2 separate regions of the Homo sapiens genome follow, and region 2 is linked to region 1. A link is a loop called in an ENCODE intact Hi-C map of the cell type or tissue named here. Cell type or tissue: PC-3. All regions are shown on one strand.

Region 1 (5,000 bases):
TAAGACCTCATCGCCAAAAAAAAAAAAAAAAAAAAAAAAGAAAAGAAAAGAAAAGAAGCTACAATCAGAAGAGCGTGCTATTAAAGGCAGACATCTTAATCAATGAAAAGAAAAATACAGACCACAGGGGGAGAAAAACAAAAAACCTTTGCATATATGGCCAAATTATTTTAGACAAGAGCATTAAAACCATTCAATGAGGAAAGGATTTGTCTTTTCAACAGATGGTACTAGGAGAAGTGAATATTTACATGCAAAATAATTAACTCTTACCTTATGCCATATGCAAAAATTAACTCAAAAATGGATCAAAGACCTAAATTTAAGAAATAAAACAGGATACTTTTGGAAGAATACATAGAGGGAAACTTTATTGCATTTGATTTTGCAAAGAGTTTATTCGGTATTACACTAAAAGTAAGGCAACAAAAGAAAAATGTAGACATATTAAGCTTCTTCAAAATTTAAAAATTTTGTTTATTAATGATGTAATTAATGAAGTCAATAGATAACCCACAGAAGGGGAGAAAGTATTTACTGTCATGTTTAATAAAATATTAATATTCAGAATATATATAGAAATCCTACAACTGAAAAACAAAAACAAACTCAATGAAAATATGAGCAAAGGACTTGAACAGATATTTTTTTCAAGAAATGAACATCACTTATGGAAAAGGAAATGCAAATCGAAACCACAACGAGGTATCACTTCACACCCATTAGGCTTATTATTATCAAAATAACAAAAAATAACAAGTGTTAATGAGAATGTGGATTTATTGCAATTCTTGTACACTTCTGGTGGGAATCTAAAATGGTACCTCCACTGTAGACAATAGTATTAAATTTAGAATTTCCATATGATCCAGCAATTTCACTTTGGAGCATATACTCAAAATAATTCAAAGCAGGGACTCACACAGATATTTGTATACCATAGGCACAGCAGCACCAAAAGGTGGATGAAAGGCTAAACAAAATATGATATATACACACAATGTATTATTTTTAACCTTAAAAAATAAGGAAATTCTGTGACATGCTACAACATGGATGAACCTTGAGGACATAATGCTAAATGAAATAATGTAGGCACAAAAAACCAAGCATTGTATGATTCTACTTTTATAAGATACCTAGAACAGTCAAATTCCTAGAAATTGGATGGTAGTTGCCAGTGCCTAGAGGAGAAAGGAATGACGTGCTAAGTTTAATGTGTATGAAGTTTCAATTTGTGAAGATGATCATAGTTCTGGGGCTGGATGGTGATGATTGCTCTATAACAATGTGAATGCACATAATGCCACTGAACTGTGCACTTAAAAATAGTTAAAATGTAAGTTTTGGTAATATTTTGTTCAAATATATAAATATATACCAAATATATTTCTGCAATAAAAAATGCATCTATATCTTTTAGAATGTCACACCGTTGTTGGGAATGAGACACCCTTACTCATTTGGAGATCACTGCGAAAGCCCCATCCATCTATCCTTATACATTTCCAGTTTTGAATGTAACCTGACAGAGTGCCTGATGAATTCAGTCCATGCCACTGACATATAGGTTAAAAAGTATAAGAAGAACAAACATCATCATACATTGCAAAGAAATAACTTTTGGATACCTATTATGCAATAGCTGCTGTATTTGGCAGTAATAATAAATAGAAAAAGAAGACAAAGTTTTATCACTAAATTAGAAATGTAAATAATACTTACAATAAAATTTGGTGAGTGCTAAACAGATTGTATGCTCAGGTGCAGTGGAAATCTTGACACTCTGTCCTGAGATATGCTGAAGACAATTGATAAATACATTTTTTTTAAGGATTTGTCAAAGTGATAAAATTTATTTTGTATTTTTAAGATAAACATTATAAAGTTGTGATAGTTTCCCTATCTATAAAACATCTTCTGATTGCTGATACATATCTATCCCATTAAATTGTTATAAAAACAACTAAGGAAAATAATGGATATGTACAGTATCAATTAGGAAGAGATACAATCAAAACATTTCTTATCAAAAGGTTTTTTTGCAATGCACTGCTAACAGTTATTGCTATGGCAACTCAATTATCTTGAAATATTCAGATTACACTGAAACATCATACTATTGAAAATCAACATTTTCACTTTTATTATTTATCATACTTTTAATATAAAAATAACACTTGTTTGAGATTCCTTTGTTCAATTTTTCTAAAAGATAATATTAGAAAATATTGTCTATAGGTAAACAGAGTATTCAAGAACAATGAGTTTAGGGAAAAAAATAAGGAAAACCATCCCTAAACCTCACCATCCTATACAGAAATTTGAAATTTGAAAGCAGGTAAAAGTAAATCACTGTAGAGTCTTTAATATAAACTTTACATTTCATACATGAAAGCTTCAAGAGGAGGACCCAAAACAACAACATTGAATCAAAATACTACAAGTTTTTTTTTAAACAAATTTTAGAACCATTTATGATGGTGGTTCACTCACCTTCTCATAGGTTCTTCAAGGTGCAGGAAACTGACAAACAGGTAAGAGATAGTCATGCAAGTGATATGAGAGGAAAAAAGGGGTGGCACAAATGCTGATATAAATGTGTATAATTAAATGACTCATAGCAGGAAAAATGCAGCAACTGAGTAAACACATTTCCCAAAGAAACTACAAGAACAAAATATTCTAAACTCACAGTGACAATTAGAAGTTTCACTGATTTACATACTGGTTGAAGCTGAGCATATTATAAACCTACCAAACAAAACTTTTATCTGGTCAGGGATCAAAGAATTCATTAGTCATGGTAAGACTCATGTTAAGAGAGTTTATAAACATTGGGTATCCTTCAAAATGATTCAAACTGTTTAGTCTTCCTAAGAACATAAGAATATTTTGACATACCATATATTTTAAACCATAAATAGCTCAGCAATCAATTTCTCAAATCAGATATGTCTTGGGGTTTAAGCACAGAATATTTGAGATTGAAGGAATAGTGAGTAAAGCACTATATGGTAACACACTTTTGCATCTTTGATGTGGGAAATGGAGAATTTAATACAACTACCATCCCTTCCTTTGACAAAAATCCCTCTTAAAGTGGAAATTTCAGTTTAAAATTTTGTGTGCCTACAATTTTTTTTTATACTGAAGATAAAGATCTTTCAAAGAGTAGCTTTTCCTAGCCCAACACATGTTTAATTATTATCAACAATAGTTGAAGAGATTTTCCTGAAATATTGGCTTAGGGAAATCAGGATAGTGTTCAGAACGTTTAAACTCTCTGATATCACAACCTCAATATTTCAGTGACTTCATATAATCATAATGTTGTTTTTTTTTGTTTCCCACGCCTCGCTCAGAGTAATCCAACACAGTTATCCTTACTTAAACCATTTTCTTCCAAGTGACAAGGATCCAGGCTCTCTCCATTTTGTGACTCTACCTTCCTCATGCTCCTCAGTGTCCTGTCCATTTAGTCAGTAGACAGAAAAAGAATGGAAGACGGGGTGTGGGAGGATTTCACGAGCTGTACTTGAAAGTGGTATATATCATTTCTTCCCACACTCTTTTAGCTATAATCCAGTCATATGGCTTCATCTAATCCCAAAGGAGGATAGGGACTGTCACTGAGCTTTGTGTTTGGTGAACAGCCAGTAAATTGGGCAATTTATCTCTTCATAGATAAGGATTTCTATTTTCTGAGTTTATTTCTTGTGAGAACAAAACAAGATTTTATACTCACTTTATCTAACATTATCTGCTTTTCAGGCCTGTGTGTGTGAGCGTGAGCATGTATGAGTTTAATAAAAATATTACTTTGCCAAAACACTCTAAAGCAGAAGTTTGTTTTCATTCTACCATTACTATCTTTTCGGCATCATCTTTCTGCCTCAGGGTGCACATCTTTTTTGACTTCAGAGTTAGGCCAGAACACAGTGCTCCCATCACTATATTACACCCGGTTCTTCCTAGTATAACAGTACTTTAAACTCCTTTCTAGATGTCCAGTCCTCTTCAGAACGTACATGTCTGTTGTTGCATAATTTTAAGTATCATCTTGTGACTTGTTAATATGCTAAAGCCTTAATGAGAAATAGTATAAAGTTTCTCAGAAAATGGTCCCTAAATCCACTACATCAGAATCACCTGAGGTATTTGTTAACTTTTGAAAATCTAAACCAGGAATTGAGAATTGCAATCTCCTAGAGATGACTGAAACCTGCGTTTAAAAAACCACTTCCAAGTGGCTCTATTGCACATCAAATTTTAAGAACTAAAAGCTCAGTGGTACTATCTTCCAAGATAACACATTTCGATTATTACAGTGACCTTCATATAATTTCATATAACCACATAACAAATGTTATATAGACTTCAACTGAGATCAAATAAAACAAGGACACTGTTCTCCTCACAAAACTTTAATATTATTCAACTAAGACAAACACCCAAGAGACAAACATCTCTTGAATTCAAAGACAGCACGAAATGTGAATGCTGCTCCTAATACAAAATTTAAAAATGAACAAGGCTGTCATTTAGATTCTTTACAAATAAACAGGAAACTCAGGTAAAAAAATAGCAAACGGCTGATAGCAATCAGAACTGCAACTAAGTTAGATGAGTTTCCTGTAGCTTCCAGGTGTCTTTATAATTGAAATAAATGACTCCTTAAAAAAAAGCAAAATAAATTAAATTATGAAGAGAAGGATGCCTGACAACAGTTTAGAATATGTGTAAATGCATATATATTTTTAATGCATTTGACACTTCAAGATGCCTAGCTAGATAAACCAAACCAGGTCATCAGCTTTATACTACGTTTACAAGATAAAAATTAATATTTTTAACAGAAAGTATTATTTTATCGTAAAGTACTTTAATAAAGATGTTTTTCTTAATACCTTTCTTATTGGAAACTAAGTTTTCTAGAGATACATAAAATGCAATGCAAAGGCCCAAATCATTTCATTATTTAAATATAAAACAAAAGG
Region 2 (5,000 bases), 360 kb before region 1:
TTCTGCAAGACCACTGTTTTCTGGATACCAAAACCTGGCAGACATACAACAACAACAACAAAAATAAAACTTCAGGCTCATATCCTTGATGAACATCGATGCAAATATCCTCAGCAAAATTCTGACAAACTGAATCGAGCAGCAATCAAAAAGCTTATCCGCTACCTCATCAAGTAGGCTTCATCCTCGGGATGCAAGTTTCATTCAACAAACGCGAATCAATAAATGTGATTCATCACACAAAAGAACTAAAGCAAAAACCACATGATTATCTCAATAGATGCAGAAAAGGCTTTCAATAATATTCAACACTCTTCATGTTAAAAACTCTCAATAAACTAGGTATTGAAGGAACAAAGCTCAAAATAATAAGAGCCATTTATGACAAACCCACATCCAACATCACACTGAAGAGGCAAAAGCTGGAAGCATTCCCTTTGAAAACTGGCACAAAATAAGGATGCCCTCTCTCACCACTCCTATTCAATGCAGTATTGGAAGTCCTGGCCAGGGCAGTCAGTCAAGATAATGAAATAAAGTTCATCCAAATAGGAAGAGAGGAAGTCAAACTTCCTGCTTGCAGATAACATGATCCTATATCTAGAAAACCTCCTATTCTCAGCCCCAAAACTCCTTAAGCTGATAACCAACTTCAGCAAAGTCTCAGGATACAAAATCAATGTGCAAAAATTACTAATGTTCCTATACACCAACAAGAGTCAAGCCGAGAGCCAAATCAGGAAGGCAATCTAACTCACAACTGCCACAAAAAGAATAAAATATCTAGGAATACAGCTAACCAGGGAGGTGAAAGATCTTTACAAGGAGAATTACAAACCACTACTCAAAGAAATCAGAGCTGACACAAACAAATGAAAAAATATTCCATGCTCATGGATAGGAAAAATCAATACATAAAAATGGCCATACTGCTCATTTGTTTTTATCGTGTGTATTTGTGTATATGCACGTGCCTGTGGTGTTTCAGATGAAAAACACATGTTCATGAAAGTGTTCCTTGTGTAAAACACTCAGGAACTAAGTAAGGAATATGCAAGAAGCAACTGATTTTCTACTAATTATATGAAACATTTCTCTCCCACTTTGTTCGTCCTTCAATTATAGAAATTTGTACTACAGCCTGGCACTTGGTTATATAAGGTCATTTACAGGCATTAATCATTGGGGCAGTGAAAATACTACAGATATTTACAGGCTGGGAATGGGTGAGCATCAAACAATCAGAACAAATGCCTATCAGAGTGAGCTTACATTCTTACAATGAAATGGAGCTACCAGCTGTGTATCAGTCACACTGGGGTAGCTTTAGGAGACTGAAGTTAGAATCTTTTACTAAATCCAAATGATGACATTGCTGAAACTGTTTTTGAAGTAAATTACATGTATTGGGAAATAAAATATTTGAGTATCCAGGTAACTCAATAAGAGTTTTGATGTTCACATTTGGTTGTGTTTTCATTTTTCTTTAGATATTTCAACTATTTGCTACATTTGCTACATAGAAATTAAACCTACCTAAAAACATCACATCATCAACAACTACGAGAGAGAATGAGAGAGAAAGGGTAAATGTGGTATAAATCTTTTAAAGAGAAAGAGTATTAGACAGAAAGACACAGAAAAGCACACTGAAGAAAATCCTAGTATAAAAACAATAATTGTATTTAAAAACTGGTACTTAAAAAACATATAAGCCCTAGGCATAAAATGAACACACAAATCTAGGCTGATGCCAAGTTTCTAGTCATTTGTGCATTATTAGAAATACCCTTATATGCATTTTATTTACATACTTGAACTATATTGTCAAATTAGATGATGAAAAGGATAGACTATATTGGTGAAGGGTTTATCTGAAAACAAAGGATATTTTCTCCTTTATGGCAGATCCCTTGGTCTCTGCAGCATTGCTCCGACAGCTCCATTAACCTTTGTTCTTTGCGCATTTGTGGACTTTGAATTTGCTTGAATTCACATCAATCATAGTTAAAAAATAAAACAAACAAAAAGTTACAGTTATTTAGTCTGATAAAAAGGTATCCTTTTGAAGAAAACTACGTTGAGAATAAATCTTGAAATGCATTAACCTTTCCACTAGAGGGACAGGTGTTATCAGAAAATACCTTCATTTTTATATACCATATTTTCCTTAATAGATACTGTTTGGATGAAAAACTGAATAGTGTTTACCAAAATACATCTAAAGTCTTGAGTATATCTGAGCATTTTTAGTCATCTTTATTAACACTCAGTTTTTGAGGCCACTTTTTACATTACAGCTTTTGGTTACTCTTCAAAAATCACTCATCTACTTGAGTTGAGGAGTCAATAAAGAAGGATAACATGGAGAATGTACAAGACAATGCAGATAACAAAGAAAACTGAAGGGAAAAATAAATGCAAAGATACTTTTGGTAGGTATTTTTATATAGAAGAAAATGAATAAAGGATGGGAGAATGACATTATTCAAATAGCTGAGACAATTGGGTTAAAGAGACTTTAAAAAATAAGTGAGTTTATTTACATATAACGAACCAAATACAGCAGGCTGCTACAGCTAAAGACTGGACAAATTATTCTATTTAATATTTTTCTAAGTGGCATCACTAAATACTGATTTTTGGCATTTAATAACAGCTGCTTAATGCTAAATTATACATATGATATATTCATATATTAATGTAATATGCAAATGTGCATATCTGTACACGTGAATATTTCAAATTAATTTCATATAAAATTACCTCTTGATTTGTAATTACAGTAAAGACAAATCAATTAATTAAGGTATATTTTTAATACATTGTTTCATTTCTTTGTTTCTCTTCCAAACTCTACCTTGCCTCACTTTATGTTTATTCTTATTTATTAAAAAAAATTTGCAACTGTGTGAACATATTTTCTCAAGATATTTTGATTTTTCACTATTAAAATTTCTCAGTTTTGAAGGAAAGAAAAACAAACTGCTTATTTAAGAAGATACATTTTATAAATATATATTCCAATATACATAAAATAAATATATATATATTTTTTCTCCCAAACTCATTATATCTTTCTACATTTAGAGGTTTCTGTATCTCATACTTGTGATACCAATTTTATGCAGACTAACTTTTTACTAATTATTTTCTTAATTTTAATTTTATTTCTTCTCACCTCCTCTCTGTGACTGCATTTCTAAATCATCATCATCACCACCACCAACACTACTATCACCTACACCATCATCATTGTCATCAACAATAACAGTTTACATTTATAATGTTTAAACATGTCTAGGCAGTTTAGTAAGTGGTCTAGCATGTGATAGCTTATTTAATAATTCCCACAAAACAAGTGGTAGTCAATATATTTATCTGTAGTATATAGATTAGTGTAATGAGTTTACCAAAAATTTGTTCATCTCCTCAGTTAATAGATATTTAGATTGTTTCCTGTTTGAGGATGTTCTATATGATGCTACCATAAATATTTACATACAGGTCTTGAGTGTTCATTTTCTGGGGTAAACACTAGAGAAAGGTATAGCTAGATTTTTTAGAGTTTATCTAATTATATAGTAAATTGCCAGGGTGTTTTCCAAATGATCTGTTTTACATTCCCTCAAGAAATTTATTAGGATGCTATAAGTTCAAATTCTTGTTTGTAATTGATATCATAATTGATATTGTCAGTCTTCTCAATTTGGCCATTCCAGTGAGCATAAAGTGGCATGTCATAGGTTTTAAATTTTAACTCAGTGAATGACTAAGGTGTTGAATGTCTTTTAATGCGTGTTTTTTTGACATCTGTCTCTTTGCTTTGGAGAAGTGTTTATTTAAATATTTTGATTGTTTTTACTTATTTTTTATTGTTAATTTATAAAAGTTGTTTACCTAATTAGGATACAAGGCCTTTATTAAATATGTGTTTTACAAATATTTCTCACAGACTATGGCTTGTCTTTTCACTTTTTAACGCTGTCTTAGGAAAAATAATCGTCTTTCATTTTGCTGAAGCTATATGATGAGTGCTTTATGTATCCTAAAAAATCTATGCATCTCAAGGTCAAAATTATTTTCTCCCATGTTTCTGCAATCAGACCTTATAGTTTTATCTCTTATACTTAGGTTTGCGATCTATTTTGAATTAAGTTATGCATATGGAACGTATTTCTTCTTTTTTTGCATATGAATGTTGTTTCCACCTCCATTCCCCTTTGAATTACCTTGTCATTTTGTGAAAGTCAATTGCCTATATGAAAACTGTCTGTATGAAAACTCTGTATCTATCATTTATCAACTCTTTACCTATTTTTTTAACTCTTTACCTATCTATAATTACACAAATTCCACATAATCTTGGTTACTGTAGCCATATAATAGGCATTTAAATCAATTAGTTTGATTCCTGTATTTTTTTGCTTTTAAAAAATTGCCTTGGCTGTTTTATGCCATCTATGTTTTCATATGCACTTTAGAATCAAGTTTAATTTCTATGAAGTAACCTGCTGGACTTTTTTTTTTTTTTTTTTTTTTTGGACTGTGTTGAATCTATGTCAGTTTGGGGAGAATTGGTATCTTAATATTGAGTCTTCTCTTTAATTACCTGTATTCCTCTGTTTCTTTAGGTCTTCTTTTAACAATATGTTTGTACATTGTAATGAAGTGAGCTTGGATATATTTGTTTCTAGCTATCCCTAAATGTTTTACCTTTTAAAATGATATTGTGTTATCTATATTGTTACAAAATTGGTTTTTATATATTAACATTGTATCCTGAGATCTTATTAAATTCAAACCTCAGTATTAGTAGTTTATGTATTTTTTTTGGATGATCTCTTTATACAGCTATGCATTTTAGAATAAAGAACATTTTGTTTTTTCTTTTCCCATCTGTTTATGTTTTTTAATTGTTTATTCTATTTCTATTCTTATTTCTATGTATATATATATTTTTTTCTTTCCCTTGCCTTATCGCACTAAGGGCCTCCGGT

What was found. A loop is a pair of places that touch in the nucleus more often than their neighbours do. Peaks named below come from ENCODE experiments on the same cell type or tissue, not always from the same donor. Only the 100,000 strongest peaks of a DNase experiment are listed, where the experiment ranks them.
Region 2: it touches region 1 in a loop (5-fold over the local background); 2 of 110 quality-filtered maps call a loop at or near these places.

The regions. Positions count from the first base shown.
Region 1 is chr10:56,344,475-56,349,474 of GRCh38, forward strand. No RefSeq gene overlaps it. Among named protein-coding and RNA genes, the nearest start is that of ZWINT, 14 kb to the right of the region's middle. In PC-3, no CTCF peak of the experiment used is centred here; a DNase peak (open chromatin) is centred at 2,647.
Region 2 is chr10:55,987,257-55,992,256 of GRCh38, forward strand. No RefSeq gene overlaps it. Among named protein-coding and RNA genes, the nearest start is that of ZWINT, 370 kb to the right of the region's middle. In PC-3, CTCF peaks have their summits at 2,126 and 2,336; no DNase peak of the experiment used is centred here.